Linked DNA regions of Homo sapiens: region 2 is linked to region 1. A link is a contact called in ENCODE Hi-C data. All regions are on one chromosome and are shown on one strand. Each heading gives the region's core, a stretch centred on a gene start or an enhancer-like site at or near the end of the contact. The rest is flanking DNA. Distances are from core to core; before and after follow the strand shown. Region 1 holds the start of MXD4 (MAX dimerization protein 4). Region 2 holds the start of UVSSA (UV stimulated scaffold protein A).

Evidence for each region. A loop is a pair of places that touch in the nucleus more often than their neighbours do. Pooled maps may share reads with other maps.
Region 2: a loop to region 1 is called in a map of naive thymus-derived CD4-positive, alpha-beta T cell, with 26 times the contacts of the local background. The contact joins the promoter of UVSSA here to the promoter of MXD4 in region 1. A Hi-C loop is called at or near these places in 1 of 168 maps with a recorded cell type or tissue (naive thymus-derived CD4-positive, alpha-beta T cell), 3 of 37 single-sample maps with no recorded cell type and 12 of 50 pooled maps.

Annotation. Positions count from the first base shown.
Region 1 is chr4:2,259,021-2,265,206 of GRCh38, forward strand. MXD4 (MAX dimerization protein 4) reads right to left here and starts at 3,089. Exons shown (of 6, transcript NM_006454.3): 1 at 2,897-3,089; 2 at 2,705-2,804. The coding sequence starts at 2,960. RefSeq lists enhancers at 1,616-2,208, 3,440-4,101, 4,102-4,761 and silencers at 2,309-2,368, 2,379-2,768, 2,859-2,918, 2,969-3,808.
Region 2 is chr4:1,344,937-1,351,122 of GRCh38, forward strand. It overlaps UVSSA (UV stimulated scaffold protein A), which reads left to right and starts at 2,272. Exons shown (of 14, transcript NM_020894.4): 1 at 2,272-2,824; 2 at 3,154-3,253; 3 at 4,588-4,918. The coding sequence starts at 3,156. RefSeq lists enhancers at 1-512, 513-1,035, 2,881-2,960 and silencers at 1,331-1,420, 1,641-1,970, 2,211-2,650, 6,015-6,183.

The DNA of each region.
Region 1 (6,186 bases), core at 1,839-4,338:
CAGGCCAGCCAGGGCTCCCGGGCCTCCCAGGATGCCGCTGCACAGGTGGGCAGAGAGCTCAGACTGCCTCGGGGCACCTCCAGACCCAGCCCTGAGGCCTCTCCCTGCCCTCAGGACCTGGCTCCTTCCTGAAGCTTCTTGCTGACCACTGCCTGCTTCAGGAACTTGGGATCTGGCGTCTCCTGTCCCAACCACTCAGGCCAAGGGCCTGCCCCTCCCACCCGCTGCACCAACAGGCCCTGGGCCTCCTTGTGTAGCCTCAGCAGAGCCTCCAGACCCAGGTCTCAGGGTCCGGGAGGGCCTGTTGGTCACATGGGCTGGACAAGGAGCCTCCGAATCACTGCCAGGGCCAGCCAGGGCCGACCAGGGCCAGCAGAGGCCACAGCCATATGCTCCTCACTGGCCTCACAGAGATAGGCCCCTACGCCAGCGTTTCTGCTTCCCCAGAATAGGCAGGCCGCAGGAATGAGCCGTACTCTCTGTCCTCAGCCCAAACTGCAGCCTGGCCACGTGGGTCTGTAGTCAAGAGGGAGGTCGGGGTCAGCAGGTGCCCTTCAACATAAAAGCCTACCTGCCTACCCCTTGAAGGGTGGCACGGGGCTGGACCCCACCCTGGAGGCAGGGGGCCCTCCTCCAGCAGCCAGGGCCCCTCTTGCAGCTCCTCCTGGGCCCAGAGACCCTTGGGGTCCATCGAGGGGGATGTTTGCAACATGGGTCCCAGGAGCACTCTATCCCTCAGGAGAGGTGGGACCTGTCCCCGCTGAGGCCAGGCCAAGTGCGTTCCCAGCATTCCCGTGACCCCAGGAGACAAGCACACTTCCCACAGAATGGACCCCCCTGCAGGCTGGCCCCAGTGCTCTGCCGCCTCCCTCAACCCTGACACTGTCCTCCGGCCCCACTCCCTACCCTTGCCCCAGCCTCACTGTGCCATGTCCCCTCCCTCACCTTGGCAGAGCATGGAAGCCTCACAGGTGGGGACAAGTCAGGGGCTCAGAGATCCTCTGGCCCCCTGCTCCGCCCAGCTACTTGTCTGGGCTGGCTGAGGAAACCTCCAGGGCAGTGCTGCCCACCCGAGGAAGGGGCCAAGCCGCCAGCCCTGGGCTGCCTCAGGCCCCGGGGGAGCGGGGCTCGGCCCAGAGGAGCCAGGGGAGATGCACCAGAGTTGGGGAGCCCTCTGTCTCCCTCACCAGTGCCCCCATGGTCTCTGTCCCAGCAGAATGTGGACAGCTGGGACCCCATCTCAGGAACAGGCGTCATCAGAGATGGGTGAGTGGCAGGCAAGTAACCAAACCTCTCCTTGCCTCAGTTTCCTTGGCCATAGAGATAAAAATCACATCACCTCTCTGAGCCTGGGGTGAAGATGAACTGGCTGCATGTGTGAAACGCTCAGCATAGAGGCAGTGTTCGGGCAGCCTTGGCCAGGACGCTGGTTGTCAGCTTTGGATTCTCCATGCTGGGGGAGCCCCAGCTCACGCCCCAGAGTTCTCCACGGGTCAGGGACTTGGTTTGGAGAGAAGCGGCAGCGGGGGCCGGGCTTGCTCACTGAGGAGGCCTGAGGCAATGGTTCCCTCGTCACACTCCTGTCCTTCCCCAAACTGTCCCCAGTAGGGGACCAGGGGCTGGGACTCAGGGACGGGTCCCAGCCAGGGCAGCTGGAGACTCAACCAATTCCTCGCCTGGCTCAGGATGCCACAGAAATGGGTCCCTACACCAGCCTTTCGGATTCCCTAGAACAGGTGGACCACAGGAATGAGCCATGCCCTGGGGCTCTGAAGCCCCCTACAAACGCAGCTCCCAGCCTGCTCACACAAAAGGGCTGGGCCAAGGTGGGCCCAGACAGGACCAGGTGTGCTATGGTCCTCACAGCAGCCAGGAGGGTGGAAATCCCCGGGGAGCCCCGGCCCAGGGTCCCCACTCCCCACGCGGGGGACCTGTACGCACCCCAGCTTCAGGGCTTCTGCTGCCTGAACACGAGGTCAAGGTATGGAGGGCGCAGCTGGCACCCGTAGTAACGACTTCATGGGGCCCCTGCCCTGCAGCCTGCCCCCTCCTCCCGCCCCCTTAAAAGGCCTCTGTCTTAAAAAAGAGGACCCCCATACTGGTGGCTGGAGTTTCGCTGTGTCAGGAGGCTGGGCAGAAGCGGTGGGCACCCTGGGAGGAGTGAGGGCCCAGGACAGCGCCTCCACTCGCTTCTCTGTCTAGGCTCCTGGGGGCGGGGGAAGGTGGCCGAGCAGCAGAGTTCGGCTGGCAGAGCCAGTCGAAAGGAGGCCGCCCACCCACCCGCGGAGAGAAGGGGTTAGGGCCGGCAGCCCCCGCAGACCCTGGCTGAGCCTGTTTCCCCAGACCCACGGGGCACCGGCCAGCGCCCGCTGACAACTTTTCTACCGCCTGGAAAAGTCCAGAACAACTCGGGGGCGGGGAGCGGGCGCGGGAGCGGACCCCGGCGGCGGGCGCTGTACGCGTGGCACTGTTTACGCGAGCGGCCCGGGAGGCGCGGCCGCGGGAAGATGGCGACGGCGAGGGCGGGGCCGGCCGGGCGGGGCTGCGGCCGCGGCCTGCGCGCCTCCTCCTCCAGGCTGGCCGCCGGGGCGCGCGGCGGCGGCGCTGAGGGCCGCGGGCCGGGAATCGGGGCCCGGAGAGCACGCTCCGGGCGGGGGCGGGGGTTCGGACCGGGCCGGGCGGGGTCGGGAGCGGGGGGCGGTACCTGTTGTTCGGGGCCTTGCGCACCAGGCCGGCCGCCTTTGTTTTCTCCCTGGCGAAGTCGCCGTCGAAGGGCAGCACCGAGGCGTAGCCGTGCTCGGCCTCTGCGGACACACGGCGCGGTCAGCGGCCCCCGCCCGGCACGGCCCCGCCGCCCGCCCACCGCCGCGGGCGCACAATGGGGTGCGAGCGCTACCTCGATCCCTGCGCTCCAGGTACTCGGCCGCCTCCAGCAGGATCAGCAGGGAGTTCAGCTCCATCCTCCCGCCCGCGCCCGTCCGCCCCGGGACGGCGGCGGCCGCTGCCCGGCCCGCTCCGGCCGGCTCCGCTCGCCGCCCACCCCGCGCGCCCGGCCGCCGCACTTCCAGACTCCGCGGACTCCGGCGCTCGGCCGCCACCCTCCGCCTCAGGCCCTCAAATTGACACATAAGGGAGAGCGGCGGCCCGCAGAGCCAATGGGAGGCGGCGTTCGCGCCCCGGGGGCGGGCGCCGGGCCGGGCTGGGGCCAATGGGGACGGGTCGAGCGCCTCGGGCCGGGCCGAGAATGTTGACAGATGCAGAGCTGGGCTGGGATAGGCCGGCCGCGCTAGTAACAATTTAGAAGCCCGAGCTTAGCAACAGCACGTGGTGGCCCGGCCCCCGCGCTAGCTGACTGGCGGCCGCCGTGCATGTTAAGTAGGCGCCGCGCGCCGATTGGCCAGAGCGGCCTATGTAAAACAGGCACTGCGAGCCAATGGCCGGTGGCGGGGCGCGCGGCCAATGAGGGCGCCGCAGCCGGACGCGTTGCCGAGAGGAAGCGCAGCGCGCGGGGACCGCCCGCCGTCCTGGGGGCCCGTTAGGACGCAGGAGCGTCTCCGCTACGAGAGCGAAGCAGGGCGCTCCGGGGCGTGCGCCGGGCCGGGCCGGGCCGCCGGGTCTGAGCGCGACGAAAGCAGTGGCTGCGTGGGGGGACGAGGCCTCGCGCTCTGCCCGGGGGTCTTGCGTGGGGCCGTGAACGACTCCCCTCCCCGCCGGGCGCAGAGTGGCCCCGGGAAGGGCCGGGACCTCGGAGAGGGACGCAGACGCTCTGATCCTAAGAGCCAGGCGTCTCTGAGGGTGTCAGTGGGGAAACAGGCCCAGAGCGGGCGGGCTCCTCAGATCGCCCAGTGGACGCCGGAGCTGAGGGAGGGCCCAGGTCTGGGGAAGGGACACAGACGTGCGGCCAGAGTCGAGAGGCTCCCCGGAGTGGGGGGCTGCATGCTCTGTGTCTGGCCTGAGGGGCAGGGACGTTCCTAGAGGCAGGCGCTGGCCACCTCTGGCCGAGGACGCCCTAAGTGGGGACGGGAGTGAACCCTTCATCAAATCCCAGCTGGCGGGTCTCCCTAGTGACCCCTGACCCTAAGGCTGGCCCAGACTGGCCTCGGCACCCCCCACCCTCTCGCAGATTTTTTTTTTTTTTTTTTTTGAGACGGCTCTGTTGCCCAGGCTGGAATGCAGTGGCGTGATGTCAGTTCACTGCAACCTCCGCCTCCCGGGTTCAAGCGATTCCCCTGCCTCAGCCTCCCAAGTAGCTGGGACTACAGGCGCGTGCCACCACGCCCAGCTAATTTTTGTATTTTTAGTAGAGATGGGGTTTCACCATGGATGGTCTGGATCTCCTGACCTCGTGATCCGCCCGCCTCGGCCTCCCAAAGTTCTGGGATTACAGGTGTGAGCCACCTCGCCCGACCCATCTCACTGATTTGATTTTTGAGGTTGGTGGCCTGGATGTGCCAAGGGCCAGGCCCCGCAGGCTGGAGAGTGTGGAGGCATAAGGTGGCTGGACCCCTCCAGAAGTACTCAGTGGGACACAGGGGCTGCTGCTGGCAATGAAACTGAACAAAAAATGCAAAACCTCAGCACCAGGACTCCTGTGAAAGCTTCGTGTGCATCTCCCTGTGTTTTGCATGCCCGGCTTGCAGATCAGGACATGGGACTAGACGCTCAGGGATTTGCTGGGGTCTCCCAGAAATCTCAGCAGAATGGAGATTAGTGCTGCCACACACGGCTCAGGGCTATAGGAATGCAGAGGCCAGAGCCTCCTGGCCTGGCTGGTCCTGCTGGGTGTAAGCCTGTGGTGTGGGCTTCAGAATAATGTGTGTTCCCACAGAGCCCTGCAGGACCCAGTGGGGAACTCGGACACTGCTATGAGACAGCCCTGCATGGACATTGAGACAACCCCCTTGATGTTAGCAGGGGCCCTTCCTGTTCCCGCCCCACAGTGACGCCAGGGCCCAAGGCAGAGCCCCTCACAAGAACTCAGCACTGAGGCCCTCCAGGTTTGTCTGCATGGCTGCTCAGAGCTGTGCATGGTAAAGAAAGGTGCCCAAGTCTGGGGAGGAGCAGGGTGTGTTTGGGCTCTGGGGACCCAGCTCTCCACTTGGGGATGAGCATTTTGCAAAGTTGCCCCATCCCTGCTTTGGCCACTGGGTGAGTTGCTGCCGACAGCTAAAGCGGACACCTGGCCTAGTACAAGTGCACCTGCTGGGCATAGTGCACGCCCCCTTCCTGCCATGGGCCAAGAGATTTGTTCTGTGTGGCAGTGGGCAGCACAGGTGCGCAGGTGTGTCTATGGGGAGGCACCTGCATGCTACCCCAGTCTAAGAGATTTTTAGCCTCAATTTAGGCCATTTAAGGACTCACCCTCACCTCCCCACCACACTGAGGACCAAGCACTTCCCTGGTGTCCCTGGGCTCAAACCTTGCCTGGTAGTGTGGGCACCACTGCCTGGGGGAGCAGGAAGGAGTTGGGGTTGGGAGGAGAAGCTGCAGGAGGCGATGGATGACTGAGGGCTGAGCTGCAGCTAGGGAGGGAGGTACTGGAGGCATCGGCCAGCAATGGCAGGAGGAGAGGGAAGGGGAGGGAGCAGCCAGGAGAGGCCTGGAGGTGATGTTGGCCTGGCCCAGATGGCTGCAGGTGGGCCTGGAGCCCTGCCAGGAGAGGTCTGGAGCCCCTGGGGGATAGGGGCACTGGTCCCACCTGCAGTTGGCAGGGTCTCTACACCCACGGGTCTCAACTTGTCCTTCCCAAGATGGGCAGAGGCATCTTGGGTCAGTGCCGGCAGGCACCAGTGCCCATGGAGTCTCAGGGGTGGTTGAGGAGTGGGGAGGACGTGGCTCAGGTCAGCCAGTTGGACCCAAGCCCTGCAGGGCATGGGCCATGTCCCCTTCTGTAGGGCAGGTCCCCCGCAGGGTGTGGCATCTCCAGGGAGCTTTCCATGGGCACAAGCTCCTGCCCAGCCCTGCCCTGCCCTTCCCCAGAGCCAGGACCTGTCCAATGGGCACCAATGAAAGCTAGGAGGGAGGGGGCAGACATCTCCAGCCTCCTTCCCTGGGGAGCCCAGTCCCCCCACCCTACTCTGGGAGGACCTCTCTATGCCACTCTGGGACCCCCAGGGTGCATCTCATTCCTGCCCCATCCTCTGAGCCCCACCCAGCCTTACATTCTCCTTGGGTTGTTCGCCCTCT
Region 2 (6,186 bases), core at 1,022-3,521, 910 kb before region 1:
AGAGGCCGTGTGGCAGCAAGAGCAGGCTGGAGAAGTCAACCGGTGGGATGCAGGGGGCAGCAAACACAGGCCACGACAGGTTTTGCCTTGCCCTGGGATGGGAGCCGTCGGAGGATTTTGTGTAGAGGAATCCTGTGATCCGACCTTAGACTTTCAAAGGTCCCTCTGGTTGCTGCATGATGGTCTAGGGGTACCAGGGTGCAAGGGAAAGACAAGGTGACGGCAGTGACCTGCTGCAGGGGTGGCCAGGAATTGGCAGTGGCAATGAGGCAGTGGGACGTGCTCAGATCTGGATGTGTTCTGAAGGTAGGGCTGTCAGGATTTGCAAACCAAATGGGCATGGAGTGAGAGGAAGAGAGAAGCCCAAGTGAGTCAGATAATTGGTCCAAGCGAACAGAAGGATGCAGGGCAGGCCCAGGCACGGTGGCCCAGGCACGGTGGCTCACGCCTGTAATCCCAGCACTTTGGGAGGCCGAGGCGGGCGGATCACCTGAAGTCAGGAGTTCGAGACCAGCCTGACCAACATGGTGAAACCCCGTCTCTACTAAAAATTCAAAAATGAGCTGGGCGTGGTGGCGGGTGACTGTCATCCCAGCTACTCGGGAGGCTGAGGCAGGAGAATCGTTTGAACCCGGGAGGCGGAGGCTGCAGTGAACCGCGATCGTGCCACTGCACTCCAGCCTGGGTGACAAAGCGAGACTTTGTCTCAAAAAAAAAAAAAAAAAAAAAAAAAAAAAAGGCTGCAGGGCCATCAGCGGATACAGAGGGCAGTGGACGGGCAGCTTGGCTGTGCTGTTGAGCCTGAGGGCTGAGAGGACACCCCGGGGCAGTGTAAAGGAGACTGGACTTAGCAATTGGTAAGAAAAGTTGGATAAAGAGAGGGTTTTGTTAGTATGGGAGAAACGGCACCCTTTTATACTAATGAGAACTAGTAACAACAAAAAAAACCACGCTGTAGAAGACAGAGGGAAACTGCTGGATGGGTGCCTTGGAGGAAGCCACAGGCCGGGGATTGGATGCACAGGGCAAGGGGCGCTGAGGGAGGGTCTGGCTGCAGCTTGCTCAGTGAAGCAAGAGGCAGGGTGAGGAAGGGGTGAGGCGGAGGAGCGGCTCGGGGCTGGCTGCAAGCTAGGAGCTGGGAGCCACTGACGCCCAGGGACAGAAGCTGGTGCTGCAGAGAGGGGCGGCGCAGGGAGTCCCTCTTCTTTTCCTTTTTAAAATAATTGCTTTACTGAGATATAACTCACACATCCTGAAACCCACCCTGTAAAAACACGATTAACAGAGTTGTGAGCTACCACCACCGTAATGCAAGGGCACGCCCATCCCCCCGAAAAAGAAACCCCGGCCCGCCGCCGGCGGCCCCCGCCCTGCACCCAGCCCCGGGAGCCCAGTCGGGCGTCTGCTCTGCGTGGCCTGTGCCGGGCGCCCCGCGAGTGGGGTCCACACCACGCTCCTCCGAAGCCACGGTTTCCCAAGCGCGGTCTCCAGGTCCGTCCGTCCGCAGCCGACCTCGCACTCCCCTGCGTTCGAGGCTGCGGACTTCGGCGGCAGGACGGACGGCGCCTCTGCTTCTCATTCCGCCCAGGGCCAGCCCGGGCCCAGGGGTACCTGCTGTGCGTCTGGCGCCGAGGTGGGCCCCGAAGACCCCCAAGCCCGCCCAGGGATTCCCTTCCCGAGGCCGGAGCGGGGAGGCGCCGCGGGGTTCAGGGCGCCCTGCGCGGGGCGAGCTCGGGGGCGGGGGCCCGCGCCCGCCCGTCTGGGCGGTCCTCACCGGCCCTCTGCAGGTGAAGGGACCTGGCTGCGAGCCCGCGGGCGGGCGTGGCGTTGAGGCCCAGACCGGAACTTCCTTTCGGCCTCAGTTTCCCGGCCGGCCCCGCCCCCGGCGCCCGTACATGCGGCCCCTTTAAGGACTTTCTGCGCCCTCCCGCCTCTTTTTTCTCGTGCGTCCCCCTCCCCACCCCCGGCAGCCTGCCTCGCCCTCGCCGGGAGCGCGCCTACGTCACCGCGCAGACCTCGGCCGCGTCTTTGCGCCTGCGCCTCCTGGGCTGGGGTGAGCCATTGGCTGTCGAGCTCAGGGCACGTGCTAGGGGGCGGGGCCTTGACCGGAAAGGGTGGGGCAACGGCGAGAAAGGCCGCGTCGAGCGGTAGGTGCAGTCGTCGCTGTGGTGACCCCAGGTCCTGATGCGTCCGGCCCAGGGCCAGCCAATGGCGGTAGAGGTCTTGGGCACCTGACAAGAGGGGCGGTCCCCCCGCCGGAAGGGGCGGGGCGAGGCGAGCGGCCGCGTCAGCGGTAGGTGGGGCTGTGGTTACGCTGCCGGGCGGGGGTCGCGCCGGTTCGGTCCCCGGGGCTCTGCGGGCGCCGGGCAGAGACCTGCGGCCAGGGCGTGTCCCGTGTGCCCGAGAGCGCCGGCGGCGGGGCCGGAGGGCGGGCCCTGGGCCGAGTGACAGGCCGCAGCCCCCCGAGCACCGTCGAAGCCGGCGCGCCCGCCCGGTGCAGCCGCTGTGCGAGAGCGACCCCGCGGTCCAAGCCTCGCGTGGCCCTGCCGGGCCCCTTCTTTCCCCGAGTAGGGCGCAGCTTCCCAGCCTCCGCCCCGGCCTCGCCTGGCGCTTCCTTCCGGGTCCTTCGGCCTTTCCCTGGCGGTGCGGCAGGCCCTCGCCTCATCCCACCAGGCACGCCGCGGTGCTCGGCCCTGGGTATCCGGGCAGGCTGCCTCCGTTAGGGCCGCCCCTGCTCTCCGGACGCGACTTTTCATTGGTCTCAGAATTTCTTGGCTCCTCTTGGCCTCTGCAGCCTTGCTGGAGGCTGCCCTGCGGAATCTGAGTGAATAAGGGAAACAGCAACAGTCACGTTGGGGAAAAGCTGATTCGGACAGCGCCACTGGTTCCTTTAACGCACGACCCTCAATGCAGCGTCCCACACACGGGATTGTAGAGGTCCCGAGTTTAAGGTTCACTTTTAAAACTGCAATCACCGCCGTAAAGGCCTTGCTGGACACACATATTTCCCAGAGAGGCACCCACAGATGGACCCCAGCCTCAGGGTCCTCCCGGAGCTTTCGGTTTATAGTGGAACCCAGTAAACACGTTAATAACACCGAGAGCTATAAAATACAGATGGTGATATAGCATCTCTGCCTTACTTATTTCTAGATATGGATCAGAAACTTTCGAAGTTGGTAGAAGAGCTCACAACTTCAGGAGAACCCCGACTAAATCCTGAGAAAATGAAGGAACTGAAGAAAATTTGCAAGTATGTCTTAGGGTTCAGTAACAGTAACTGACTGGCCCACTGAGCCCAGGACACACACAGGGCCCTGCCCTCCTGCCCCCACCTGGGAGAGAACCACCCGAGGGACACACCCAGGACATTTTCTCGGGGCCCTGCAGTACCCGGCTCTGACGGGTGGTCATGTTCTGGGGTCGGGGCGTGTGGCGTTGGGGACCCCACTGCTCTGTGGTTGGTGCTTCTCTTCATTCCCATTTGTGTGGTCTGGAGCACATCCTGTAGGAGTTCTTGAGTGCACAAATGTGATTCAGAGAGAAACGTGCATCTTTTTCTTTGCTGCTGGACTTTTCGAAGGGAAAGAATAGAGCTTGCTGATGGGCGAGTTGGTCCATCGCCTTTAGGGTATGTCCACCTCTGTTCACTTCCTCCAAGGAAAACGCCGGAGGGGATCTCTGCCGTCACCCTCAGGCAGCCAGAGATTCATGGGGGAAGCAAAACTTCCCCTCGGAGGGTGGAGCATAAGTCGAGGACACTGATTATTCTGTATCCTGTGTTTGTAAAATGGCAGTTTATAGATTGTTTATACAGTGATGGAGTGTTGACATTTTGATAGAAAATTTCAGGTCAGGTTTTGTGGCCTGCGCCAGGAAATCGAATTCGCAATGGTTTATGTGGGGTCAGGAGCTGGGAATAGGAGCATTCAGGAGGGGCTGGGAGATGTCCCGAGCTCTAGGCCTTCCTTCCTTCCTGCAGCAGGAGGCACCCAGCTGAAACAGTGTGCGTGCTGGGCGGTGTGCGTTGTGCCAGGCGGTGTGTGTTTGTGCCGGGCGGTGTGCGTTGTGCCGGGCGGTGTGCGGTTTGTGCCAGGCGGTGTGTGTTTGTGCCGGGCGGTTGGCGTTTGTGCCGGGCGGTGGGCGTTTGTGCCGGGCGGTGTGTGTTGCGCTAGGTAACGTGTGTTTAAAGAGCCAGATGGTTTGTGTTTCAGGCTTTGCTGTAATGCCTCAGTTGTGAACACAGCTGTAGATGATGTAGGTGGATAGATGGGCGACGTTCCAATGACACTTTGTGAATGAACACCGACATTTGAAGTGTATATGATTTTCACATTTCACCAAGTATTTTTTGTTTGTATTGACATTCTTGGCTTGTGGGCCACACAGAAACAGGCAGGGGCTGGGGAGGTAGATGTGGCCCTTGGGCAGTAGTTTGCAGACCCTGCTCTAGAAAAGGGGAGAATGAAGATGGGAAGGCAGTGGTGGTCCCTGCCACACGTGCGTGCGGCATCCATGCACGGAGAGTCTCCCCCCGCCCATCCTCTGCGTGTGGGGCAGTTGGGTCAGGCCAGCTCGCATCCCCAGGTCTTCAGAGGAGCAGCTGAGCCGCGCCTACCGCCTGCTGATAGCACAGCTGACCCAGGAGCACGCCGAGATCCGTCTCTCAGCCTTCCAGATTGTGGAGGAACTCTTCGTCAGGTCTCACCAGTTCCGGATGCTGGTTGTTTCCAACTTCCAGGAGTTCCTGGAGCTCACGCTGGGCACAGACCCCGCACAGCCTCTGCCGCCCCCCAGGGAGGCGGCACAGAGGCTGAGGCAGGCGACCACCCGGGCCGTGGAAGGGTGGAATGAGAAGTTTGGGGAGGCCTACAAGAAGCTTGCCTTGGGCTACCACTTCTTAAGACACAACAAAAAGGTAGGTGGGCCTGGCCCATTTTTTCAGAGACTGGTTACCTGACGTGAGGAGGGCAGACGATACCAGGGTGAAGATGCGCCTCCTGTTGAACCTAGCACAGCAGGGGCCTGCTTGGCCTTGCCTGAACACCCAGGCTGCCAGACCATCTGTGGGGTGTGGGAAAGAGGGCAGCATCTAGGGTCACGGCCTCCCTGAGAGGGGCGGCGCAGCTCTGAGAGGAAGAGCATAAGCTTTATGTGTGGGTGGAGCTGAGGCTGCATGTGTCATTTTTTATGTGCGTGTAGGAGACAAAGGAAAAGCCAAATCCAACTTTTCAGATGCAACGTTTTCTGTGACAGTGGCCCCTGGACTCTGGGACCTGTCCCAACCTTGCACTTTAAGGCTCCACCCGCACCCTACTATGGGCTCGGGCTGGTGCCTGGCATGATGAAACCCACCAGGATCTGCCACTGTGGCCTGAACCCAGCCTCATTGCCCAGACCCTACCGTGCCCCTTACCCCACCTGCCACGAAGGCTCAGTCCTCCCCAGTGCAATGACCCAGCCCTGCTGGCTTCCCTGTGTGCCCTTGGAGTGCCCTGTCTCCCAGGGTTCATGCTCAGGGTTTGTTTCAGACTCCTGGGTCCAGTCAGCAGCCTCTGCCTGCTAATGGAACAAGCACACTGCTCTCCTACCTGTGAGGTACTTGGGGTGAGAAGTCTCGTCACCTCTTTTAAGTTAGCAGACGTGCTGGCTTTCCCGGGCTCAGACAGCAGAGAGACGTGCATTGTGTTTTGTTGTAATGCACTGTGAACACCTGGGTGTGAGGGTGCACACCCACAGTCCCACTGACTCTGGAAGCCGAGGCTGGTGGATCACCTGGTCCTGGGAGTTTGAGTCCAGCCTTGGTAACACAGCAAGACCGTTGTCTCTTAAAAAAAAAAAAAAAAACTACTGTGAACTTACAGACGCATAGGGCTCTTGGCCACGCATGGGTGCTGTCTTTTGTTAGGCCTACTTGAGCTTTATCTTCCTCACATTCTGTATAGATAGCTCTAGTTTTTGTTGTTGTTGTTGATGATGTTGTTTTTGAGACAGGGTCTTGGTTTGTCACCCAGGCTAGAGTGCAGTGGCGCGATCTCGGCTCACTGCAACCTCCGCCTCCCTGGTCCAAGTGATCCTCCTGCCTCAGCCTCCCAAGTAGCTGGGACTACAGGCACACGCCACCACACCTGGCTATTTTTTGTTTTTAAGATGGAGTATTGCTTTGTTGCCCAGGTTGGAGTGCAG